Regions from separate parts of the Homo sapiens genome. Here region 2 is linked to region 1. Evidence: chromatin loops called from intact Hi-C (ENCODE). Cell type or tissue: sigmoid colon. All regions are shown on one strand. Links, peaks and the distances in the headings refer to the core of each region. The heading gives the core; the rest is flanking DNA.

Region 1 (9,978 bases), core at 888-8,887:
GGTGCAAGATGCTTGAAAAGGTGTCAGGGGTAGGGGAGGGTTAGATCATTAAGGGCCTTAGAAAGGACTTATTTTCTAAACATGATAGAACACTCTTGAAGGGTATTTATCAGGTAGGGAGGTATCAAGCCTAACATTCTAGGTTTCTGCTGATTTCCCAGAGATGGAAACACTGGATGAGAACCAAGTTTACAGTGGAAGATTATGGTTTTGGACAGGTTGCTTGAGATACTTTTGAGATACCCAGATGGTGGTATCATGTAAGAGATCAGATATACACATCTGGAGTTCCAGAGAGAGAGAGAGAGAGAGAGAGAGAGAGAGAGAGAGAGAGACAGATGGATCACATGTGCATGTTTGGAAGACAACAGCGAAAAAATAATAATTGAAACCAATGGAGTGAACGAGCTCAGCTGGAGACAGGATATAAAGTGAAACTAGAAGAAAGCCTAAGATCCAGAATTACAAAATTCATGGCTCGCTAGAGGGGACCAGGTCAGTTAAGCAAAATGAGACAGAGCAGCCAGAGAAGTAGGAATTAAATGAACAGAGTGTCTCAGGGAGGTGGTGGTTAATAATGTCAAATAATACAAGTAAGATGGTAGATGAAAGGCCTACTGAACTAACTACACTCATGAAAGGCTAGAACGACCACTGTTTGAATGCAATTCCTGATGGGTGCAGAAGCCCAATTGGAGAGGGTTGAGAAATAAGTAGGAGGTAAATAAATGGAGGCAATGAGGCCAGACAATTCCTCTCAGACGTTTTGCCATGAAAGGGAAGAGAGAGGACAGTAGCTGGGCATGAGGCCAGAACAACAGAAGGTTATTTTTTGTTGTATTTAAGATGGGAAAGAGATTTATTTAAATGCTGATGAAAAGGATCAAGTATAGAAGCTGAAGATCTGGAAGAGAGAGGAATAATGTGTACAGAAAGGACTATGAAAATGTAAGAAGGGATAGGACTCACAACCAAGTGAAGTCCTTGATGCATGGGAGGTATGTGATTATTGATAGTTGTCTTTAGCATGTATTTTTAACTTTGAAAAAAAATTGTGGCTGGGCATGGGGGCTCATGCCTGTAATCCCAGTACTATGGGAGGCTGAGGCAAAAGGATCACTTGAGCCCAGAAGTTCAAAACCAGTAGGGGAGCACACACACACACACATGAAATTGGCCAGGCGTGGTGGTGCATGCCTGTAGTCCCAGCTAATCAGGAGGGTAAGGTGGGAGGCTCACTTGAGCCTGGGAGGTGGAGGCTGCAGTGAGCCAAGATGGCGCCACTGCACTTCATCCTGGTTGACACAGTGAGACCTTGTCTCCCCCTCCCAAAATTGTGAAATATTAATACAATAGTAGAAAAGCGTGTTTAAAATAAATACATAGCTTCATGAATCACAGTGAGCATTCATGATGCAACCAGGCAAAAATAAACATTGCCAGCAGTTCAGAAGCCTCCTTCCTGTGTTTTCCTTCTTCATCACAACACCCTCCCTGTAGTGATGACCACTACCCCAGATTTGTTGGCCATTCTTCTTGTTCTTCTATTGAATTTTTTTCTTCTTTCTAAATATGTATCTTTAACAATGCTGTTAAATTTTCCTTGTTTTTAATCTTTATATAAAAACAATTGTACTATATGGATTATTTCATATTCGTTTTACTCAGTATATTTTAAGGATTCACCCATGTCATTGCATGTAGCTGTTGTTCATTCATTTTCATCACTGTATAGTATTCCATTGTATGATTACATCACAATTCATTTATCCTTTCTGGCACTAGTGGACATTGCAGTTGTTTCTTGTTTGGGGTTATTACAAAAATGTCCAGTGAATATTCTTGCACATGTGTCCTGGTGCATATGCATCTGAGTCTCTCTTTGGTGTATTATTAAGAGTGGGACTTCTGCCGGGTGCAGTGGCCTGCGCCTGTAATCCCAGCACTTTGGGAGGCCGAGGCGGGTGGACCACGAGGTCAGGAAATCGAGACCATCCTGGCTAACACGGTGAAACTCCATCTTTACTAAAAATATAAAAAATTAGCCGGGCATGGTGGCAGGCGCCTGTAGTCCAGGCTGCTCGGGAGGCTGAGGCAGGAGAATGGCATAAGTAAACCTGGGAGGCGGAGCTTGCAGTGAGCCTAGATGGCGCCACTGCACTCCAGCCTGGGTGACAGAGAGAGACTGTCTCAAAAAAAAAAAAAAAAAAGAAAAGAGGTAACTAGTATCATCCTTATTAATACATCTCTCCTTGTCTTCCAAAGCAATATCTTCTGGAGCCAGGTACAACTTTAGGGTCAATTCTAACCCATTGGCTCTGGCTCTCCTTCCTAGCTTCAGGCTGACTCAAGAGTTTGTCTCAGCATGATTTGTTACCACTCAGTAGACCACTGTTTCAGCTTCTTTCTTGGTAAGAACTGGTGGGGGGAAATGAACCCTTTTGTATCATTAGTGATATACATGATTGTTACATCTCCAGGTAAGTCACCCCTGTGGACGTTGATCTTCTGCCTTCATTGCAGTGGGCAGCTAATACAATAGCTAAGTGGGAGCAGCTAATACAATACAGTGGGAGGCTAAGGGCATGAAATCTGGAGCTGGACTGCCCGGGTTTGAATTTTTGCTTTGCACTTACTAAATATATGACCCTGATCGAGTTATTTCATCTCTCCGGTCCTCGGCTCGTTCATCTATAAAATAAGACTAATAATAGTAACCACCTCATAGGGTGGCTGTGGGGATCAAATGAGGTAATATCTGGAAAGTACTTAGATCAGTGCCTGGCATTCCACTGCTTTGATTTATATTCATTTCAGCTTTGGTGACAGTAGAGGTCAGGGGTTATGAATACAGGTTATAAACATGAGTCGGAAGGAATTCAGGTTCTGACTATGTGACCATGGACAAGTTATATAGCCTCCCTAACATCTCAGTTTTTCCCTTGTGTAAACTGGGGGTACTAATTACTACTTTACACAGGTTCTGTGAGAACTAATTGAGATGGCAAATGTAAAATGCCAAGTGCTAAGCATGGACGCAGTATATGGTATCTGCTGCCATTTTAGCGGGTTGCACTTAATGTTCCTGCCCTTAGGTGCTGGGGCCCTAAATCCATGCACTGGTCCTATGCATTGATCAAGGTGGCTGAGGAGAGTGAAAGCATTTGGAAGAGTGGAGAGATGACAATGAGAGTCACTTCCCATTTGTATGTCCTGGGCAGGGCATACTTAGCTGCATGAGACCCAGACCACTTTCCAGGGGCTCAGATAGGTAGGCATCACCATATAACACCAATATAACACCAATAACACACATATGCTGGTAACTAACAGAATACAAGAAGCATATCTGGAGCAAGGAGCTTCAAGGGTCCTAGAGAGGAAATATTTAGTTTAGCAGTCTTCCCGGAGGAAGAGGTTTTTAAGGTGAGTCTCAAAAAATTTACACACGGGAGAAGTTGGAGAAAATACTGGTCAAAAAGTCACTCATGTCATAAAGAACTTTGGATTCCAGGCCAAGGAATTTTTCCTTAATTCAGTCTGGAATGAGGGAGATATTGTATTGCAAAGTGGCTATAAGACAGGAACTAGTCTGAAAGGTGCCCAGGTATACTGGGCCAACAAATAGTGGTTTAGAAACCCTACTAACTGGTTGGCACTGCCATCGAAATTTATCTGGTGCTTTTAGAAGATGACATTTGGAGAGAGATATGCCTAGTACAGTTTTAATGCCAAATTAATTATGTGTTTTCTAACACATTTCCAAAAACCAGTGCCAAGGTGGTTGGGTTCATTATTGTGAACCTCACTGTATTACCTTATCATTGCCTATGAATTAGAAATAAAATGCACTTGTACTTGACTGTGGTGGTACCTACACAAGTCAGGAAATTGCATAGACCTAAACACAGGCACGTACGAATACGTACAAGTAAGACTGAGGAAATCTGAATAAGATGGGTGGATCGTATCAATGTCAATATCCCAATTGTGATACTGTATTAGAGTTTTGGAAGACATTACCAGTGGGGAGAACTGGGCAAAGTGAACAAACGATTTATTATTATTTTTTACAACTGCCTGTTACTCCGATTACTTCAAGAGTTGAAATTAAAAATGTATTAATAAGACTGGGTGCAGTGGCTCACTTTTGTAATTCCAGCACTTCAGGAAGCCGAGGCAGGAGGACAGCTTGAGCCCGGGCGTCTGAGACCAGCCTGGGCAGCATGGTGAAACTGCATCTCTACAAAAAAATTTTAGAAATTAGCTAGGCGTGGTGGTGCGTGCCTGTAGTTCCAGCTATTCGGGAGGCTGAAAAGGGAGGATGGCTTGATTCCAGGGAGTCGAGGCTGCAGCGAGCCCAGATCGCACCATTGCATTCTAGCCTAGGTGACAGAGCAAGATCCTGTCTCCAAAAATAAAATAAAAAAAAAATTAAAAAAAAGGAAAACAATGTATTAGTAAAAGTTATGTTTTGTAGAAATGTGTTGCACTCAGTCACAGTCTAGTCTCCTCAGTTACCCATATATAGGGATATAGGGATTCCTCGGGCACAAAATATGTTGTTATTTAATCCTGAGGCCTCAGCTGGAAAAGAGAGCCAAGTGCCTAGAACGAATGAGGTCCACTGTGCGGGAACTGCTTTGCAGTTTGTTAAATAATTATAACAATCACCCGAAACTTTAGACGGTTCTGTCCCCAGTGGGTCGATTTTACCCGTTTTCTGATTTACCGACTGCGTCTATGTCACTTTTGCGTCACTACCTCCAATGGCAGGGTTAAAATGATTCCTTTAATAATGAAATGAAGTTTCTCAATAATGAAAGGGCTAACTTAAAGTCGCCGGATGCAGCATTTCAAAGTTTAGGAAGTTACTTTTGAAAAGTACAACCGGCAGAGATGAGTGAACTTAGTTTTTTAACTGACTTGGAGAAGACCTTGCTAGCAGGGCAGGTTTATTACGAACTCTGTAATTATCCTTCTTTGCTAAGCTAAAGGTTTTCCTTTCCCAACCGTAAGACAGATTTCGACTTGAGTGAGAGCTGTGAACTTTTATAAAAGTGAAAGGGAAGAGAAGAAATGGCAGGCTGGGAATCTGGCCCGGAGACGGCGTCCACCGCGCTCGAGAGCAACAATCTGCATCACCAGAAAGGCAACTTCTCTACCCTACACTTGCAGACTTCCGCGAGTCCGGGAGCACTCAACGCAGTCACCCGCGCTTCCGCGTCCCGGACTAGGGAAACTGAGGCACGGTAGGCGCGTCGCGCGCAACTCCCGCCTCGGCGCCTGCCCCCTGGAAGAAACCCAGGCTTCCAGAGTTCTTCGCGCGAGCGCAGGGACTTCCAAGCCGCGCAGCTCCCGTCCGCCCCGCCCCGCCCCGCCCCGGCTCGGGACAAAGCCCGGAGCCCGCGCCGGGAGACGGAGGGCGGCTCCCGCGCGAGCCACGCTCCCCCGTGGGCGCGAGACTCCGCCCAGCTGCCGAAAGCCCGCGCCCCAACGGCGAAGCAGCCGCGCCGGTCCGCCCCGATTCCCCATGACGTCACCGGCGGCGGCAGGCCCCGCCTCCAGCCCCGGGCGGCAGGCCGCATGACGTCACCGAGGCCCCACCCCTCCGGAGCGAGTTCGGTCCTGGCGTTCATTTCATTCCTGTCCTCATTCCGAACATTCTTAGCATCGCTCGCGCCGCGCCGCGCCGCCTGAGCCGAGCCGAGCCTCTGCTGCCGCCGCCGCGGCCCCGCCGCCCGCCGCGGGCGCCCACCAAGCACTTTGCAGACTCGCTTCCACCCTGCGGGCCATTCCGCGCGGCGGGGCCCGGGCCCGGGGCGGCCGCGTCCAGGCACAGGCCATGCAGTGACGCCCCCCCACCCCTCCACCTTTGCCCGGAGCGCGGGCAGCAGCCCAGCGCGCCAGCCGGCCCCGGGGCAGGAGCGGTGCTAGGCAGGGGTGGGGTGGCCGGGCCCAGGGACCGGGAGCCGGGGAGGGAGCCGGGCACCGAGCAGAGGGCGGGGGAAGCGGCGCCGAAGTTTGCCTCGGACTCGCCGGGCGCTGCGGTGGCTCCCTGGGCCGAGGTAAGTTGGCGCGCGGGGCGGATGCTGGGGTGCGGGGGGCGCACGGGGCAGCGGGGGGCCGGCGGCGCGTCCCTCGCGGGCCGCTCTTTCTTTGCGGGCTCTGCTTTGTGTGCGACGGCGGGCGGGCACGCGGAGGGCCGCGGCCGGGCCCCCACACCCGCCTCCCCGCGCCCCCTCCGAGGTGAGCGGCCGGGCGCCGCCGCGCGACTTGCCAGGACGCCAAGTTGGGCCGCGCGCTGGGAGCCCGCGCGGCAACAGGCGGCCCCCGGCCGGCCGCGCCGCGCCCCCCGCGCGCCCCCTCTCCCGCCGCCTGCACGCGCACACACGCACACACCCTCGGGCGCCTTGGACGGGGTGCGCTGGGGAGCCAGAAGTTCGGAGCGAGCGCGGGCGGGCAGAGCCGCCGCCTCGGAGCCCGGAGCCGGCCTGCACCCCCCTGCTTTCGCCGCCGCCCCCCGGCGCCGGGTACCCCCGAGGCCGGCCCGGGTCTGCGCAGACTTGTGCCGCTGGCGGGGGGTTCGCTCCTTCTTCTCAAAGATGAAAAAGGGCACGGTCGTCTTTGCCGCTTCTCCAGGACTGTTGCTGCCGCTGCCGCCGCCGCTTCATTGCACATTCAAGTGGAAAATTTTCAGGAGTCAGCAGAAACATTGTGTCCAAAAAAGACTGAGTCGCAGTTACCACCAAACCCAGGAGGAGACTCTCCCTGGAAAACTTCCCTTCCCTTTCGGTAGGAAATACTGGGGGATTTGTTTGTTGATTGGAAGAGAAATGATCCCCGGGGGGGAGAAAATCTGGGTACACTTCTAGTCTTTGTTCGTAACAGCAACACTTGTTTTCAAAAGTCCAGAGTCCCGCTTTAAAGAAAGTTTAACTTCTGTGACTTTTCTTCTTTTTAAAAAAATAACTTTTGTATTTTTAAAAAATCAAAGCAATATTTTTAATGAGTCGAAAACAATGAGGACTCACACCTCCCCTCTCATGAAAATAAATGAAATCCAGATCAGAATTTTCTTTGCTTTTAAATTGCCTTTTTTAAAAGATTTATTTAAAGTTGGATAGTGTCACTATATAAAAATATTTATGAAACAATGAAATACCAGCCACCAGCGTTTCTCAGGAGGCTTGTTAACTTCTTAGAAGCAAGTGGCTTCCTGTGATTTGCAGAAATGAAAATTGACCTCAGTGAGCCCTGGAAACTTAGAGACAGATGATGTTCCAGGAGCAGGGAATGTAAAAAGGCCATGTTTAAAAACAGTGCGTTGGAAGGAGCCCAGGTCTTGGGATAGAAAGGTCTGTTAAGCCTGCCACATTTCAAAATAGTAAAAAGAAATACTAAAAACACTACACGTATTGCAAAGGAGCAGAACCTTATCAGTTCACAACAACCACAGATTTCTTTCTCCCCGCTTTCCACCTTGGTTGTTTTTGGAAGTTCAGGTGGTCTGATGGCTTGGGGTGCGCTGGTTGCCTGCAATGGTTACCTGAGTAGACATATCCCTCCCTTCAGGGAGATGTGATCCACTGTGTAGTCACAGCCGGGAGTGGGCTCCTTTCTCTGCAGGCTGCAGTGAATCTTGCTGGTCTTCTACGGATAGGGGCTTCTCTGAGGCACAGATTGGGGAACAGTCTTCAGGCTACGCCCGGTGCTTCACCCTTTCACTGTTGGGTTTGTGCCCCGCTTCTGTAAACAGCAGGGTCTTCGGGTCCAAGCATATCTGAATGCTTACAAGGACTAGACTTAAATCCAACTTCCTTAGGAATCTTTTCCTCTTTAGAAGGAAATAGTAGAACTAATTACAAAGTGACTCAGGAAAGACAAATGGATTCGTTGAACCTTTTGTCAGTAGTGAGGTTTTGAATTGTTGAATTTTTGGGGAAAGGCTTATTTTTCTAATCTCACTGTTTCCATAAATGGTCACAGATATTTTTCTTTAGTGTTTCTTTGTGCAACTCTATGTTGAACTCTCAGGTTTCAGGTTTTAAACAGTTAACAATTCTTTTATTTATTGTTGGTATAAAAAATGAACTGATGATAAGCTATATCCATTACGGGTTCTTGCTGATGGTATCAAAATGCCAAGGTAGACTATTTTATTTTTACTTTAATGGTAAATATTATTTGATCTGCAGTTTTAGGGGAATATTAGAACTTTTTTTTTTAAAAACGAGCTTGAAACAAAACCAGTATGACACTTTGCTTTGACAATATGGGTAAAGAAAATTATAGGGAAGAATCTGTAAATTCCTCCTCTGTGTGATCCTTTATAAAGTAATGAACTGCGGGGAACATGCCTGAGAGAGATTATTGGAGGGTTGGAGGGTTTTTTTTCTTTTCTTTTCCCAAAACAAAAACCAGGACTCACCATGACATATACTTAATTAAATTTAATTTAAAGGGGGAGGACATCCCAATTTAGTTTGAGCCAGACTGATAGGAATTTCTCACTGAGAGGCTTTTCCTTGCCTTGTGGTACAATGTGTGCCCAGGCCCCAGCAGCAAACTAATTACACATAAGGGCGGGTTTGGGAGGGCAGCCTGGGGGGAGTCGGCTTCCTCCTCCCTTTCCCATTTCCTCTCTCCCCCCACTTACTTTATACAGCAGGAATTATATATTAGTATACTCACTTGGGAGACTGGAGTCCCCTTTTATTTAGAAAAAGGAACAAATAAGTCATAAGGAAAAAAATGTTCGAGTTTTTTTCCCTGCTTGAGCTTCAGCAGTTTATAAACAATTTTGTGTTTTGTTGGTTCTTAGAATACAGAGCAACAATTATGAGGGCATTTCTTAACGGGAACGTTTGGGAAGAATATACTTTTATCATCGGTGTTTAGATCATATTTGTCCTTACATTTTCAGCAGAAAAGTATATAATACGAACAGTTTAAAGCATGTAGATCCCAAATATTAAATAGACTTTTGAAGAAATGAGCTGTGACATTAACAATATTTTAAGGTTGGTTGCTTCAGAAATGGATTGATCTCTCATACGTGGTGGTCATACAAGAGCCTGGGCATTTGTGGGATTACTTTTCTCTCTAATCTCATGTGTTATGTGTTAATTGTGAGCATAATTATGCTGCCTGCAAATGAAAATTGTGTCTTATCACTCAAGGTTGGTGCAAATAACTGTATGTATGATCTGGTGGACTTAAAAATGACCATATTCACATACAGACAGTAGGTGGATAACACTTTTAAGCTCCATTTTAGGCACTTGTACCCAGTAGAGAGATTGTGAAAGGGAAAATAAATAAATATGAAAGCTGTGTTTAGAGGTCGAATCTGTTTAGTGGTAAAACTTTAGGGTCTGTTTTCTCCAAAGACTGAAGAATGTGGCCAAAAGAAGTGTCCAGATTTCTCTGTAGAACTGCAAGAAAATGCAAGCCAACCTTGTTAAATGCGAGCGTTACAGCTGCCCCTTTGGAGTTTAGTGACTGGAACTGCAAACTGCTAATGTCCAACTTTTGGACTCAGCCAGAAAAATATATTGTAAGCTTATTCCCCTTTGACAAACCTAGGCTGTGCTGCTGCTGGGCTGCTTGGGGACAGATTGATGGCTGGCACAATCTTTTATAGCTGCATGGTGCTTTTTCTTATTTTATAATAAGGCATAGATTACCTTGTGGTATTTAAGTTGCATCTAGAGTTGTGTTTGAACCACATCAGTGATACATTTTATTCTTTCATATTCATAAAAGTGATAAAATCAGGTAATTCAGGTCCATCCTACGCACTTCATATTCATGGTTGAGCTTTTTGACAGACACCTTATTTAGACCTTGTTGTATTGCAATTACTTTGTACCTCTGAAATCAGGGAAGTTCTGGGGCTTCCCTCTTCTTGGGATAGTTTGTGGAGTGCTAGTATATTTGGATCTAAATACTTGGAGTGTTTTTCTGTGGGTTTTT
Region 2 (8,000 bases), core at 1-8,000, 350 kb before region 1:
ATATTATAATTATGGTTTGAAACAGTCCTGAATGTGCATGGATTCATGCACATTTTCTGTTTTAGTGGTTCTTCATCTTTTTCTGCATCACAATACTTTCATCTTAGATTGGTTTTCTTCTGCCTGGAGAACTGTCTGTGGCATTCCTTTTAGTGTGAGTCTGCTGAGGATAATTCTGCCAGGTTTTGTTTGAAAACGTTTCACTTTTGCCTTTGTTTTTAAAGGATATTTCTTTAGAATATAGACTGCAAGTTGACAGTAGGCACTGTCTTTCATCATTTAATGATATCATGCCATTGTTCATAGCTTCCATTGTTTCTCTTCAAAGTCAATTGTCAGTCTTATTTTTACTTCTTTGAAATTAATACATATTTGTTAGCTTCTTACAGTATGCTTAAATCATTGATTTTAAACCTTTCTTCTGTTCTAATATAAACAAGGTAAAGCCATACATTTCCCTCTGGGCACTGCTTTAGCTGAATCTTACAAATTCTAATATGTTGTGTTTTCATTCCATTCAAATTGCTTTTAATTTTCTTTGTAGTCTGGGTGACAGAGTGAGACTCTGTCTCAAAAATACATTGTTTTAATTTTCTTTGTGATTTCTTTTTTTGACCTATGGGTTATTTAAAAGTGTATTATTTAATTCTCAAATATTTTGTGGATATTCCAGAGTATCTTTCCGTTATTAATTTCTAATTTCTACTTTAATTCTCCTGTGGTCAGAGAACATGGTTTTCATTATTTCAATCTCCTTAGAACTTTATCAAGATTGTTTTAAAGCCAAGGATATCGTCTAACTTAGGAAATGTTTCCTGTGCGCTTTCAAATAATCTGTTGCTGTTTGGTGAAGTGTTCTATGATGTGAAATAGGTCAAGTTGTTTAATAGCGTGTACAAGTCGCATACTCTTACTTTTGTGTACTTATTCTATCAATTTCCAAGAGAAAAGGGTTAATACCCCTTAGCTATAATTTTTGAATTATCTATTTTTCTTTTCAGTTTGGTCAATTTTTGCTTCATGTATTTTGGAGCTCTGTAATTAATTAATATTTAATTAATCAAGCACGTCTGTATTTTGTTTCTTTAATTTAATCAAGTGTGCACATATTTAAAATTGTTTCATTTTCTTGATAGGTTTACCTTTTATTATGGAATGTCCCTCTTTATCTTTGTTAATATTCCTGGTCCACAAATTACTTTGATACAGCCACATGATCTTTCTTATTGATTAGAGTTATCACACTCTAGTTTTTCTAAATTTTTACTTTTAATTTCTCTTTATATTTAAAATGAATTTATTATAGACAATATATAGCAGGTTCTTGCTTTTTTAAAATCCAGTCTGACAATATCTTCTTTTTAATTGCAATGCTTTGACTGTATATATTTAGTGAAAATGTTGACAGTAATTGTTTCAATACATTAACATGAGATATCTTTTGATTTCTTTGTGTCTTCAATTTCTTTTATTAATGTTTTATGATTTTCAGTGTATAGGTCTTTCACCTCCTTGGTTAAATTTATTCCTAGGTGGTTTTTTTTTTTGAAGTTATTATAAATGAGATTTTTTTCATTCTTTTTCAGATAGTTTGTTGTTCATGTATAGAAATGCTCCTAATTTTCCTATGTTAATTTTGTGTACTGCAACTTTACTGATTTATTATAATAGTTTTTTTTGGTGGAGTTCTTGAGCACATTTATAATAGCTATTTCAAAATTCTCATCTGCTAATTCCCTCATATCTGTCATTTCTGGGTCTGCTTTTATTGACAAATTTTTCTCTTGATTATCAGACTTGTCCTGCTTTTTTACATATCTAGTAATTGTTCACCAGCTGCCAGACTCTGAATGTTACATTGTAGCATGTCTATGTTTTGTTTCTTTAATTAAGGAATTAAATAGGCAGTAAAGAATATTTGGCAGGCAGAAGTAGGGTAACTTGCAGATCACTTGTTTTCCTTTGAAGGCTTGCTTTTAAGCTTTTTTCAGGTGAATCTATAATAACCTTTACTCTAGGGCTAATTCATTCCCCGTGATTTTTCTGTGGTCTCTATCAATGCCTTAAATTTTTGTTCTACCCTGGCTAGGTAGAACTTGAACATCTCTCAGTCCTAAAGAAGCTTTCAAGATTGTTTAGGCTACAACTTTCCAGCAGCTATTTGCCCAACCTCATAGAGTTTCTCTTTATGTATCTATAGTTTACTATAAGCAATAGACTCAAGGGGATTTCTATGCTTAGGTGTGAATTTCTTCTTTTCATAGCTCCCTCTTCTCCAATACTCTGCCCCACGTATTCCAGCTGTCTCAGCCTGCCCAAACTTTCATCTATCTTTTCAACTCAATGAATCTGTTATGCTTTATTTAGTTTCTTCTTACCTGTACTGTGATCTGGAAAGACCCTCTAGGCAGAAAGTTACTGTGATTGTAGGACTTTCCTCATTTGCTTCTGTTCTTGCCTTTATCACAGTTCTGCACTGCCTGCTGTCCAGTGCCTGAAAATAGATGCTTCATGTATTTTTTCTTAATTTTCAGTGCTTTGTGTTGGGAGATGAATTCCAGAATCAGTCATTCTAACACAGCCAGAGTGGAACAATGCTGCAAAGTCTTTAAGATTTTACAAATGAAAAGTGTACTAGGCCAGGTGCAGTGGCTCACACCTATAATCCCAGCACTTTGGGAGGCCGAGGCAAGTTGATTACCTGAGATCAGGAGTCGAAACCAGCCTGGCCAACATGGCGAAACTCCATCTCTGTTAAAAATACAAAAATTAGCAGGGCATGTTGGTGGGCACCTGTAATCCCAGCTACTCAGGAGGCTGAGGCAGGAGAATCACTTGAACCCGGGAGGCGGAGGTTGCGGTGAGCCCAGATCATGCCACTACACTCCAGCCTGAGTGACAGAGCAAGACTCCGTCTCAAAAAAAAAAAAAAGTACTAGAATGGTTGGTTCTGTAATGGAGAGAGTAACAAGAAAAAGACTCAGTGGCAACTATATAACTTCTTTCTTGCCGGAAGTGTAAGAAATGCCTTATCTTTGGAAGCATTTTCTCCTCAATTTCAAAAGAAATTTCAATGGAAATATTTATTTTTTGAAAGTTAAAAGAAGTTTCAACTTAAGTTTATGTTTCTTCCATAAACAAAGGCTAAATAGGCAGTTTTCTAATGTTGCAGTATTGTTATTTTAGATCAGTGATGATGATCACGTGGTTCCTGCTGCTCTTGCTGCTACCAACAATAAGAACATTTACTCAGGCACCGCTAATATACCGGCATTGCGCTAGGCACTTTACACTGATTATCTCCACCCTTCCACAACAATTCTGCAAGTTAGAAATCATGATCCTGAGAAACTCAAGGAGGTAAAATTATTTCCTCAAGGTCATATGCTAAGAAGTGAACACTCAGTGACTGAATTACTCAGTGGTCATTTAGTGGCTAGAAGTGGGAAACAATCTCAGCTCATCAGTAACAATGCTTCCTCCCATTATTATACTGCTCTCTGATTCTATCTTTACCTGAGCTTTCCATCTGGCAAATTAAACCAGAAAACAGGGATGTTTTGCATTATTTTGCTTTGAATAACAACATATGTAAATGTGCTCCTGGAGGCTAAAGCACCCTTATTTTGTCAAACTTGGCCTCTCTCACTAGGGTGAATAGTTGAAAATTTTAAGGAGGAAAAGGCAGGCTGGAGAGAATGTTAGTTGACGTGGAGGTGCTTCTCCTTTCCCCCGACCCAACACCTATTTCTATTCAGACATAAGCAGCCACAGCAAAATAAAGATTAGTAAATTTCGTATCGTGGAGTCCTAGCTGGTCCTGATATTCAGTAATCAGAGTGGGTTAATCCAGCTATTACTCATTAACTCTGCATCATGTTGATGTGTAGGGGCAGATGTTCTTGCTGAGAAGAATAAAAGCCTCCTGTGGCACCTGGAAGACCTTATCACACATGGTCCCCGGCCAGATCACAGAGCGATTCTAGTTAACGTGGGCACTTTGCTGCCTCTAACCATCTACCTCTTGTTCAGAGACTGGCATATCTCCTCGAATTCGGCTCTCCCTTGGGCCCTGTGTTGTTGAGCCATCCCTATCTTAAACTGCCTTTCCTGGCATTTGAATCACCACTTCGATGATGTGATAACATCTGCAAGTTGGGAAAATAAAAATGGCATTTGTTTAGCCATAATTAATGAAATATTTATGTTGCATGAGACTATGTGATAAAACCTTAGGCTTAGAGTCCTTTTGCTTCTGATTACATTTGGGATTTTTTTTTTCTATGACCAGACATTCTGACGCCAGCTCTTTTACACTGAGCAGATGTCATGTAGTAAAAATGGGTGCCAGATGCTGTGAGCCGCAGAAGGGCGATTTGTTTAAGAGCTGGCTCCAACTTTTTTGCATTCAATTACTCTGCAGAACGAACCTTACACAAGCATTTAGGTAACTCAACTAACTTCAGACATGCATTTTAATAATAGATTTTATCTCTGAATGCATTCTGAGCAACACACCATATAAATGGTGTTTAAGGAATTAATTGATTTCTGCATAATACCTTGGTTTTTTCTTTTTTTTTTTTAATGTGAAAAGAGAGCTGCAAAGCTCTTGGCAGGGACCCAGAAATGTAATTAACATGGAGGGCCAAATTTTCAGTTGCCCTTAGGTACTGTTGCCTCATGCTCACGGCAGGTGCAGTGAGGGGAGGGCAGGGAGGAAGGGAATGAGAGTAAGTGGGGGAGGAGGAAGCAGCAGCTTTGGTTCATAAAGCAGGAAATGAAGCTAGCAGTTCATTGAGTTTTTCTGTTCCCATTTCAGACTCCAAGAACTTTCCCCTCAGAGCACAGGTAACAGAGGCTTCCTCTTCTGCCTCTTCAACCTCCTCCTCCTCTGCAGATGAAGAATTTGATCCCCAGCTTTCCTTGCAGTTAAAGGTAACAACACTTGACCAGCCAAAGAGGGCCTTGGCTGGTGGGGGCTGCTTACCATCCAGATTTCAGAACCAATGTGGGCTCCAGCTGCAGTGGTTTCCTTAGGAGGATCATGTTTCATTGCATCTGACAGAGTGCTCTCTTTACCTTGAACACCCAAAGAATTATCTTCTTTAAAAAAAACTTGTAGAAGTTTGCCTTTCTCAGACGCAAATTTGGGAGAAAAAAAAAAGACATATTTACTTGAAACCATTTGGTGATGGCAGCTCTTAAAGTGGGTTTAATATGTGGTCCAACAAGCAAACCATCGAAAACATTACAACAAGCAGATGCATATTTCCCTGGGGGAAGCACAGCTTCATTTAAGAAGCACTAGAGGCAGATTGCATGGAAAATGTTATGTTTATTCTAATCAGAAATATGAAATGAACCATGCAGTTGCATCTAGACATGGATACTCCAAAGATCTCTGCTGTGGAAGGGACAAGCCCCGTGCCAGCTGGGGAGATGGCAGACTTCTTTTCTCAATGAACATTAATGTTTTTGGAGAACTCTTTAAACAACTCTCATATCCATAGATTAAAAAAACACAAACATTTTATATGTTTATAAATGTGTCTGTATGTCACATACACAGAGACAGACATCCCATAACCAAAGCCCATCATTGTTTTCTTTATCCACTGAAGCTGGAGCGTTTTCACTGAGACAGTAGAGTACTTGGTGGGGTGGGGGTGGCAGGGGTTATTGAATGGTTGGACCTAAAATGCTTCCCGGGTAGAAAGAGAAGCAGTTCACTGCTCTGGTAGTGTTTATTTTTTGGAGTAGTGAGGATCTGGGGAGGGAGGAGGAGAACCAAATTTATTTACTTACACTCAACTTTTCTATATCTGGCATTAGGAGATTTGACATCATCTCAAGTCACTCTGGGGTTCCAACTCCCCATGGCCCAGCTTGGAGCAAGGCAGGAGGGGTCTGGGAGGTGTGGTGTGGGGAGGGGAGGAGAGAGGAAGAAAGAGGGAGGGAGAAGAGAGAGAGACAGAGAGAGTTGAGGGAGAAAGATGTATGAATTTCTCATTTCTAACAATGGTGTCCCTGATTAATTCAGTATTCAACACAAATGAATTCCGTGTGTCTTGTGTTGATTTCTGTGGTTTTCTTACTGCCCCTCTCATCCCCTTGAATGACCCTGAGTTAATTCTATATTCAAATTAGGCAGAGATCCCAGCATCAGCCATCTTGACACTCATGGAGAATAAAAGAATAGAATGGCCCAAACATATTGAAATAGCAAGACGGTGGTATTTAGGACCAGTCTCACAAATAGCTCCTTGTTCTCCTGCTGGCCCAGAACAGAGCCCGCCATCACGTCAGCTTGCCAGGTGGTAAAGCATGCCCGCTTCACCTGGCTTCTGACCTGGCCCACTCTTACACTAAGGGAAGCTGGCAAGAAGATTTCTTTTTTCCAAGTTCTCGAGGGCTCACACTGAAGGAAAGAGAGGAGGTTTTCGTCCTCTGGTTTCTTTGTCTCTTCTATCCCATGCAGGTGTGTCCCCAGCCAGGTGGCACGGAGACCATGACAGCTCAAATGAACCTTTGCACAGGAAACGAGGCAGGATGTGTCCTCTTGGCCTCTTCCCTTTGCTTCACCCTTGCTCCCCACTGCCTCTCCTCCCACACCACACCCAGATCTAAGAGACTAAGGCAGGAAGAGACGCAGCAGCTTGTCTTTGATTCTGCCAAGCTTCTGCATCTTTTCTTCCCTAGCCCTTAGCGTCTTTCCCTCTCTGCATCATCACCATCAGTGAGGATATAAGAACTGTGCCTTGTATATGTAAGGCTGTGTGTTTATTAATGAAGCATTCTTCTTTTCTGTATCAGCAACTTTTTAATAAAAGGCAATACATGACTTTCTTTCCTCCTCTAGGTTCTGTTTTGCTGACTCTTGAGAAAGAGTCAGAGTTTGATAGCTTTGCTGCTGGGAAGCGCTAAGACCACATGATGCTGTTGAGGCAATTCCCCCCACCTTTCGCCTGGGAATTGCATTCAGTGGTCTTCATTTAGGGGGAACATTGGCATTTCTTTTCCATAGTCCCACTATGGAAAAGTAGAGTAGGTCCTTGTTGTGTCTAAACGGTATTTGGCACAAGGAAAGGCAGTATAGACCAAATGAAATGTGGATACTAGATTCAGGCTACCTGTGCCTAACTCCTGGCTCTGCCTATTAATAATTGCATCATCTTGTATAAGTTAATTTCCTCTCTGAGTTTTTATTTCCTTACCTATAATGTAAGTGCAATTTGAGGAATAAATGGGATGATACATGTGAAATAATTAGTACAGTATCTGGCATATAGCATTTGGTAAATGAGAGGATTTATTACGTAGGTTAGTATAATGGAAGCTCAAGGGGCAGTTGTTAATAAATGAACTGACTCCATATAGGCTAAGTTAGACAATCTCTGGATGACAGTTACCATTGATCCCCACCACCTCTTCCCTAGAGCCTTTCCAGAAAGATCCTAGCTGCCCCATGAAGAATCCCCCGTCCAAAAGGTCTGGAATCCCCATTCAGAGTGATTGACAGTCAATCTGGTAGTCATCTCATGGAAACAGAGATGACATGATATGGAATAAGTTGAGTTCTGAGAGTAAAATTTTCTTCCAAGGATGAAGATCTTTAGGATTTTAGGTCCTAAGGAGAATTCCAGAAAAATAGCCTGTAGGCACCAAGCTAGCTACGACAATTTTTAAATTTCATATTTATTTATTCCAGCATTAAAAAGAAATGTCTAGCATGCTCTAATCCTCATCCTAGTATACAGAAAGTTGATGTGTATGCTCAGAGAAGGCAAACGAGTAAAAATAGCCCAATTTGAACATTTATTTTGTAGATACAGAATGTCTGTGTGTGTATGTATAATATATACTCCTACACACAAAAATCATAATAGATTTTAGTAAAATGTGATAATCATGCTAATTTAAAATATAATAATATACGAATGCTATAAAAATCATGCTATTAGTATTTACTGAGTGTTCTTCCCATGTCTTTTTCAGGT

Evidence for each region. Hi-C counts contacts between places; a loop is a spot of excess contacts. Peaks named below come from ENCODE experiments on the same cell type or tissue, not always from the same donor. Only the 100,000 strongest peaks of a DNase experiment are listed, where the experiment ranks them.
Region 2: it touches region 1 in a loop (3-fold over the local background); 6 of 110 quality-filtered maps call a loop at or near these places.

Annotation. Positions count from the first base shown.
Region 1 is chr11:12,668,767-12,678,744 of GRCh38, forward strand. It overlaps TEAD1 (TEA domain transcription factor 1), which reads left to right and starts at 5,655. Exons shown (of 13, transcript NM_021961.6): 1 at 5,655-6,068; 2 at 6,643-6,795. RefSeq lists a silencer at 5,347-5,646 and enhancers at 6,482-7,296, 7,297-8,110, 8,294-8,873. In sigmoid colon, for the core only: no CTCF peak of the experiment used is centred there; DNase peaks (open chromatin) are centred at 5,505, 6,105, 6,625, 7,315 and 1 weaker place; H3K4me3 peaks cover 4,325 bases; H3K27ac peaks cover 2,570 bases.
Region 2 is chr11:12,314,874-12,322,873 of GRCh38, forward strand. It overlaps a transcript of MICAL2 not described here. Among named protein-coding and RNA genes, the nearest start is that of PARVA, 59 kb to the right of the region's middle. In sigmoid colon, for the core only: no CTCF peak of the experiment used is centred there; DNase peaks (open chromatin) are centred at 4,011 and 4,358; H3K27ac peaks cover 675 bases.